Regions from separate parts of the Mus musculus genome. Here region 1 is linked to region 2. A link is a loop called in an ENCODE intact Hi-C map of the cell type or tissue named here. Cell type or tissue: gastrocnemius. All regions are shown on one strand. Each heading gives the region's core, and the rest is flanking DNA. Links, peaks and the distances in the headings are about the cores only.

Region 1 (4,396 bases), core at 244-4,243, 200 kb before region 2:
AACTGTTGGAACGGCATTCCCCTGCCCAGTCTTGCTTCTGTCTCTCCTGACACCAACAGCTGGCCCTGACCAAGACCTGTGTTCTAACCCTTACCTCAGGGGCTAGAACAGCCCTCTTCCTGTGGAGCTAACACCCACAGGGTAACCACAAAAAGGGGAGCAAAGCAATGCATGCTTTTCAGGGTCTGCAAGTGCAGTCGACCCTCCCCTGCCAAGCCTTCTGCATCTCCACCTTCAACCAACCAGATCTAAGATATCTGGGGAAAATATCACCCATTGTGAATTTGTACAGGCTTTCCCTTGTATAACACAATTATCAGGGTAATTGTTTATATAGGATTTGCATTGAATTGGGGATTCTAAGCAATCTAGAGGTTTTAAAGCATACACAGAGGTGTGTGGGCTGTGTGTAAAAAGAGTGTACCACTTGCATAAGGGGCTTGAGCAATCTTAACTCTTAGTAGCCAAGAGGGAATTTCCTGGAACGTCCCTCACCCCCAGGACCCTGAAGGACAATTGTTCTAGGTGCAGCTTAGGGGAGACCAAGAAGCATTGGTGGGACTTGGCTAGGGTGCTCGGGAACACCACTCTAAGGACAAGATGGTGAGACCGAGAACTAAATGAGAGGAGTATCAAAGAAAGCTACAACCCACACTAGTGGCCTTTGCAAAGCAGCCAGAGTGAGTCTAAGTGCAAGCCCTATTGGAGCTGGGGCCTTCCCTAAAGAAGCTTGCAAGCCCTGTAAAGGAGATGGATTTTATTCTAACTGGGCTGGAGGACTTTAAATCCTACGACACTTAGTCTAATTTAGCTTTTAAAGAAATTGCTCATGATCAGGCATGGTGGTGTAAGACTTTAGTACTGGTACTTGGGAGGCTGAGACAGGTGGATCTCTGAGAGTTCCAGTCCAGCCTTGTCTACACAGTGAGACACTGTTTTTTTTTTTGGGGGGGGGGCAGAGGTAGAAGAAGGACAGGGGAGAGGAATAGGACACACACAAACACACACACACAGACACACACACACACATACACAAGGGAGAGGGCAGAGCATTACTCTTCTTGCTATTGGGAATTAAGAGGGAAGTAAAAGTTCAACTCAGGGCTGGGGCAGTGGCTCAGTAAAGTGTCCGCTGCGGAAGCATGGATTCCCAGGACCCATACAACAAAGCTTGGGACAATAGCACTGATCTGTAACGCTAGAACCATCAAGAGATTACTAATACCTGGTGGCAAGAGGCTGAGTAAGGAACCAGATGCCAATCTCAGGTTTTCTCACACACACACATTCACAGTTACGTGCACACACACTCTTTCATACACATATACTCACAACCCAGACACACAGATTTGCATACACACACACACAAAAAAAGATTTATATTATATACACATAACACACTCTTTCATATACATACACACAGGTTTGTGTATATGCACACACACTCTCATACACTCACACAAACAGACACATACACACTCTTCCATATACATATGCACACACAGACACAGATTTATGTGTATATATGTATCTATATACACACACTCTCATACACACACACACAATAACACATACACACACCCAGACACAGATTTATGTGTATATACATACTCTCTCATACACACACACACAGAGACACACACATATTTATATCTACATACACACTGTCTCTCTCTCTCTCTCACACACACACACACACACACACGCATGCATGCACACAATCTCATACACACGCACACACACTCTCTCTCTCATACACACACTCATACTCTCTCTCTCTCTCACACACACAGACACTCATACACACACTCATACTCTCTCTCTCTCTCCCTCTCTCTCTCTCTCTCTCTCTCACACACACACACACACACACACACACACACACACACACACACGCACGCACGCACGCATGTATGCACACAATCTCATACACACACAGAGATTTATGTGTACACACAGAGAAAGTTCTGTGTTAATTTGGACACCGGCTCCGGTGAAAATAGCACTTGTAAAACCAATCAAAGGTTGTGAATCATTTTTAATGACATCCAAATTCCCCCCACCCCCAAGCTAGAACAGAAGAATGAATGCACAGCATCCTAGAACAATAAGGACTATTTCACGGCACTTAGGAGAGTCAAAATATCTTTGCTTGTGTGTGTAAGATCAGAACTGAAAGCTAATTTCTCCCTGGAGATCTTACTCACAAACATATGAAAGCCACTGGTCTTATTGGTTAGAAAAGATTGACATTTATAGACTGAGTTAAGTAGCCATGGCTAGGGGGAAAAAAAAGCATTAGAGAGCAGAAAAATGAACTGTGGAGTCAATAAGACCAAGGACACACTGAGAACATCTAGGGACAGAGTGGGCTAGTCGCAGGAAAGTGAGCTTAAAGTTGTAGTGTGACTTGGTGGCTAGGAGGGTACTTAGGAGAGTCAAAATGGGAGACTTATTAGAGTCAGTACCTATATGGTTTGGGCTTTGAAACAGCATCAGGCAAAACAGACGAAAAGTCAACCAAAACCTAGATTGTGCCACAAGATGGCAGGAGAGGGCCATGCTTGAACGGGACAGGCAGGCTGGCAGCCTCAATGCCTGGCTGGCACTACCGTGGGTGGCAACGTCTATGGTTCTCTAGGAACTTAAACTGGAAGGACAAGGATGGTATCAGAGCCCTAAGGGCATAGAAACAGGATGGATGGTAGACAAAGCTGAATGAAGCACAGAAGGTTCATGCCAAGGCCTTGTTAACACCAGACTTTCAGAGCCATAGAAAATAGACCTGTGTTGTTTTAAGCCACTCTGGCTGTGTTTATTGTGAAAACAACCTGGGAAATAGATACCCTTCCAGAGAATAAGCTTCCCTGAGGCATCCTGCAGGTCAGAAGGTCTATAGTTTGAGGCGCACAGACCTAGGACAGTATAGAAGAAATTATCCTAAGAAAAACTGTGTTGGATTCTCTTCCTATGTTGCCTACATCATTGTACTTGCAGACATCTAGGCAGGAAGAAAGAAGCCACGCCCCTGGTCCGTATCTAGCAGGACTATCATTGTTGTAATAAATAGCCAGCAAAAGTGGCTTAAGAAAAACAAGATCTGTTTTGACTCAGCCCTTTAGGGAATCTTCCATCACAGCAGGGAAGCAGTCACCTGCATCCACACTCAGGAAGCAGAAAAAGCCAGGACCCCAACATATTGAATGCTGCTCTGAACAACTAAGGTCTTCACCCCTGAATTAATCCGATCTAGACAACCCCTTACAGGCTCATACAGAGGCTAATGTACTCCAGATAATCCTTTGTTGTCGCTGTGCCAGGGACTGTGTCTCCTAGGTGAGTCTAGATCCACTCCAGTTGCTGATCCGTGTTCACTATCACTGCTGCGGAATGGCCTTCTGTAGTGATTCAAGTTCTAGGTGCTAGTCACAATTTCTTCCCTCCCTCCTTGTCATCTGTCAGTGAGGCCACTGGCCTAATTTATTTATCAGCAATTTGAAATCCTAAGCCCCCCTCAACAAAGGCCATTCATGTCTTCATTCCGAGGCTCAAAGTCTGTCATTCCTTAGATGCCATCAGAACAAAATTAAATTGTTAAGAGAGAAAGCTCAACACATTGGGTAGAACTGAACTGCCTTAGTCAAGGCGTTTCTGGCATAGCCTTATCTGTTTAATAGAGCATTAACATCAATTACCAGTGCTTTGCAGTAAACAAGGAGTAACAGAGCAACGCTAAAGGGCAGCCATTCCCAGGAGAGCAGGCAGGTGCTGGGCTGACCTGGAGGACTGGGAATTGACGTTGCGTTGCCAGCTGCCTTGCTTTACAAGTCTTTTTCTTCATGTGGATTTGGTGAAAGAGCTCATGTGATATGAACTTATCTTTTTATTTTCCTTTTTGTGGATTATCATAGAAATCAAGGCTCTATTGGGAAAGCCGAATCTCATTACCACCGATGGGGAAAAGGTCAGCTTGAAGGGTCAAATCTAGTAGCAGACAGGTTAAGGAAGGATGTGGGGAAGTGGCTTTGGGGTGTGGCCTAAAAGTCCTAAGGATCCACAACTCCAGGAGTTTAGTCTGCAACGCTGGCTCACTGAATGAAAGAATTACAGGTAAAGCTGTTGCCACACATGAACGACCGGCGGAGACTCCTGCAGTACTGTAATTAGGCAGCTTGCCAGCAGCCTAGAACAAAGCCAGAGCTTAATGTTGGATTTCTGCAGCACAAATTACTTAAGAAGGTTTGAGAATACTGAGGGATTTGCTAATTCCCTAATGATTTTTTTTTTTTCAGCTATCCTACCTTACAGGCAAGAAGGCCATAGCCACAGAACCTTAGTGAAACTAATATTTTTACTTGTATATGTTGGCTTCTACTGTATAGAAAAACATATATTT
Region 2 (4,396 bases), core at 246-4,245:
GGTGGTGAATGCCTTTAATCCCAGCACTTGGGAGACAGAGGTAGGTAGATCTCTGTGAGTGCAAAGCCAGCCTGGGATACCTAGTAAGAGCCTGTCTCAAAAAAAAAAAGTTATTTTATGGGTTTAATACAAAGAAAAAAGAAAAACCTATAGTGGACTAATTCCAAAGATTTTTTTTTGTGTGTGTGTGGTAATCACACTTACAGGGAAAGAAAATGGGTGTTTTTTAAATTTTACCAGCATATAATCATTGTATAAAACAATGGATTTTATTATGACATTTTCATAATGTTATATAATCCTGTCATTATCAACACTAAGCTTCTTTCTTGTACTCCCCCCCCCCCCCACTTCCTGCTGGTCACTTTTCTCTTTTCAAATACCCCCCCGACACACACTCAGACCTTGTATTTCCATGTGTTTTTAAATTTAGCATCCACACATGAGAGAAAATGTGCAATATTGATTACTCAGAGTGTGACTCACATCATTACCATGAGAGGGTCCAGTGTCATTTTTGGATGTTGTGTGGAATCTGTATCTTGGTTACTATGCATGATGGACATGGGGATGCAGGTAGCCCCATGGTGTGTGACTTAGATCCCTTCATGTTATAGCCACAGGGCTGGCATAGCTAGGTTGTAGTTAGTTTCACTTTTAGTTTTGAAGACTTTGCATATTTATATCCACAGTGTCTGCACTAATTTGCATCCCCCAGAAAGTTACTCTTTAACTCTGCTAAATGTTTAGTTAAAGGTCACTAGAGTGTTCACTCAGCTAGCAGTCAACTAATTGGTTGGTTACAAGCTTCTTTGATCATGTCTTGATCCCTTAAAAGTATATCAGACAACTGCTTAAATGTTTTCTTGGGAAGAGCAGTTTCTTCCTAAGAAGAGGCTATGAATCATTTAGCCATACCAAGGCTTCCATCTCAGTGGAGATTGGGGACGATTTTCTCAATATAATTATGAAAGACTAAATCTTTTGGGTTCAGACTCCATCTTAGAGAACCTGACCTAAGGTTGAACTCAAGTTAACTAACAGGCCAGTACCTAGCACCAGTTTCCAGGTTATTTCCCCAACAAACCTACACCTCCAGGTTACAAGCCCGCCTCTGACACGTCACTTCCTAACAACCACCAATCAGGAGGAAAGCAGAAGTTAAGTTTATGGTTTGGCCTCTAGCACCAGCCAGTTATGTTAAAGGCCATAATGGCCCCCCAGTCAGATGTGTATCAAGCTAGATACTCCCCGTCTTGTCTCTATAAATCCTTGCCTAAAACATGGCTCAGGGCTCTACCTTCCTGCTGTGTCAGGCTTGGCTCAAGTTTGAATAAAGAGAGCCTAATGTAACTGAACCAGTTTTGTCTCCTTGGTGGTCTCTTGTGGTTCATGAACATTTCCTGGCACAATTACAAATGTTTGTATCATTGAAATAGATGTCAAAAGAAATAATTGTCCAATCCAAAGAGTTAGATTTTTTTTTTCTCTTTCGTCGTCTAGTTCTTAAAATACTGTTTTAAGGTTGGTGAGATGGTCCAGTGGGTAAAAGCACTTGCCACACAAAACTGACAACCTGAGTTTGGTCCCTGGATCTCACAGTGGAGGGCAAGAATGAACTCCTGCAAGTTTTCATGTGACCTCCACATGTGTGCTGTGCCACACAACAATAGTAATAGTTTTCAAGTTTGAAATATCTTTTACTTTTAAACATGAGGATGCCTTGTTTGCAGTGAGAGAAAACACATCCTGTTTGTATGCTGAAGTCAAAGCAAAGGTGGGGACCTGCTCTCAAATGTGTCATTTTTGTTCCCTTTGAACTTGCTATCCTATAGTTTGGAGGTTTTAAAGTGCCTGCCTGCCTGATGCCATATTATTTGTCTGTCAAATGGTTTCTAGGAAACATACCTGAGATTTTATAATAGAAGCCAATATTTAAAGACAAGGAAGTTCATGGCAGCTCTGTGCATAATCCCTAGAAATCAGAAATAACTCAAATGTTCACCATCAGAAGAGTGACTGGTACAGAGAGAATTGCAAGACAGTCATACAAAAGAAGGCTAACTCGAGATCTTCAAAAGATGGGACTTAAGATACACAAACCAGAAAGACTCACAGTCGGGCTGAGAACAAAAGAAGCTGTACCCAGGCAAAGGTATGCTTCTTGAGTCAAATTACAAGAAGTCAAAGAGCAGACAAAACAAAATCAGTGGTGAGAGGGTTATGAACGGTGGATGCAGGGCTGGAGAGATCACTTAGCAGGCAAGACAATCTGGGTTCAATTGCCAGAATCTATGTGGTGGCTCCATACTCCAGTTCCAGAGTGCCCTCTTCTGGCCTCTGTGGGCACTGCATGCATTTGACACATCTATACATGCAGGCAAAATATCCATACACATAAAGTAAAATTTGGGGACGATAAAAAAAAGAATAGAGGTTGCCTCTGTGTAGTAAAGGGACAGGATATCCTCTGGATGTGGAAACATTTGTGTTTGTTTGCAGCTTTATCAAAGCTTGATTACTGTGACATGATCATATCAAACCAACAGACATTCATAATCTTGCCTCCTTAATATTTTTTATGTGCCATGAGAATATTTAAGCTCTTCTCTCTGACAAGCTTCAAGTAAACAGAACTGGTGTTAACTACAGTCACCATGCCACTTGGTAGATCCCCAGAACTTTCTACTCCTTCAGCCTCAGTGACCAGGATCTCCCAACCCTTCACCCATCCACAATCCCTGAAAACCAAAGCAAAGAATTCTTCCCTTTGCTCCTTTGGATTCCAAATCCAAATGAGACCATATCACATTTTTTTTTAGAGTGTAGCTTCTTTAATTTATCATATTATTCTCCAGCCTTAACCTTATTGTTGTTTAAATAAAATTTATTTTTTTTCAACTTTGGTTAGTATTACAACACACACACACACATACACCACTGTATTTATTCATTTGTTGGTAGACATGTGTCTACTCTTACAAATAGTGAGATTATAAACCTCACTTTCTGATAAGTTATTTCTCTGCTGGTGAAACAAGCCAATTCAAGCCAGATTCAAATATATTAAACACAGGTTCATTGGGAAACTGCTCTCAGGCAAGTTCACTAGCCAGTGAAGGAGGCCAGGAAAGTCACCATGGGAAGGGAGAGGGAAGAGAAAGAGAGAGAAAGAGTGTGTGCATAGAGAGAGAAAGGGGGAGAATGAAGGGCAAGAGGCCAACATGTCTGGATAGTGAAGAGCCTCAGAAGGAAGGACAGCCAAGTTCCTGGGCTGGAAAGTTCAGGGTTGTGGGCAAAATATGCCAGATAGGGACTGAGGGATGCTGGGAGAACCTGGAGGCCAGGTCAATTTTGGTATCTAAGATACATGCCTCAGTCCCTTATCCAGGGTCTGAAACCAAACATTTTCAAACAACTGACTCCATCTCCTTAGGAGATTTACCCAGAAGCAGAATTGCTAGATCAGAAGAAATTCTATTTTATTTATTTTTTATTCTTTGAGGAACTTCCAATCTGCTTTGCACAATGGCTGTGCTAATAATTTATATATCCACTAGCAATGTTTAAGGATCTTTTCTTCATATCTTTGTGAACAGTTATTACCTTCTATCTTTTTGATAACAGACATCCCAACAGCTGTGAGGTGATGTCTCATTATGGTTTCAATTTGCATTTATCCAATAATTGTAACTTTAATTTTTCAAATCCTATTTTTAACAATGGTTCTTAAATGCTTTAACCTTCCTTGGAGCCCACCACCCAGCAGAGGTAGTGGAAAAGGAAGGCTATGGGGGAAGTGGACCTATTTAGAAAGGTTCTTTGGAGCAACTCACATCTGTGTTGTCTATAAATCAGCAGTTCAGTTCACAAGTTTGCAGGCAGCTGCAACTCCATCCACTCGCAAGCACTTCACAGATACATCAGCAGTCCAGTTCGATAGAGTCAGGTTCAGCAGCAACAAACTGCAGCACACCAGCAGAAGGTTTTCGGTGTGTTTTTCTCTATGTCGTACCGACAAATGCAGCTTAGCTACACAATGTAAGGCGAACCAATACATGTTTGTCACTAGCAAAGAATCCTTCATCACAAGTCTTTTTATGGGCTTGCTATAGCAGAACATCCTCTCTCTTGTGTCTACTTCAGCATTCCTTCATGTGTCTGCCTTAGCCTTTCATACCTGTGTCCACTTTAATGAATCACTCCTTCACATGTTTGCCCCAGCAAAACACCATCCAACAAACTTTCCAAAGAGACCTTAAGTTTCCACTTCAAATAATCATTGATGTTCAGTGATTTTATTTATCCCTGTTGGCCATTATCTCATCTTTGTCTTAAAGTGTTTGTGGATATGCTTTACCCATTAACAGGTTTCTTTCTATCAAATTAAGATCCT

The links. A loop is a pair of places that touch in the nucleus more often than their neighbours do. Peaks named below come from ENCODE experiments on the same cell type or tissue, not always from the same donor. Only the 100,000 strongest peaks of a DNase experiment are listed, where the experiment ranks them.
Region 1: a loop joins it to region 2, with 17 times the contacts of the local background. A loop is called at or near these places in 35 of 42 quality-filtered maps.

What each region holds. Positions count from the first base shown.
Region 1 is chr10:3,529,772-3,534,167 of GRCm38, reverse strand. All of the region lies in intron 2 of Gm30033 (a long non-coding RNA gene), which reads right to left. Among named protein-coding and RNA genes, the nearest start is that of Iyd, 8.3 kb to the left of the region's middle. In gastrocnemius, for the core only: a CTCF peak has its summit at 2,547 (motif pointing right); DNase peaks (open chromatin) are centred at 2,577, 3,223, 3,757 and 4,165.
Region 2 is chr10:3,330,999-3,335,394 of GRCm38, reverse strand. The region is part of intron 1 of Gm29826 (a long non-coding RNA gene); the gene reads right to left. Among named protein-coding and RNA genes, the nearest start is that of Gm40590, 14 kb to the left of the region's middle. In gastrocnemius, for the core only: no CTCF peak of the experiment used is centred there; a DNase peak (open chromatin) is centred at 2,332.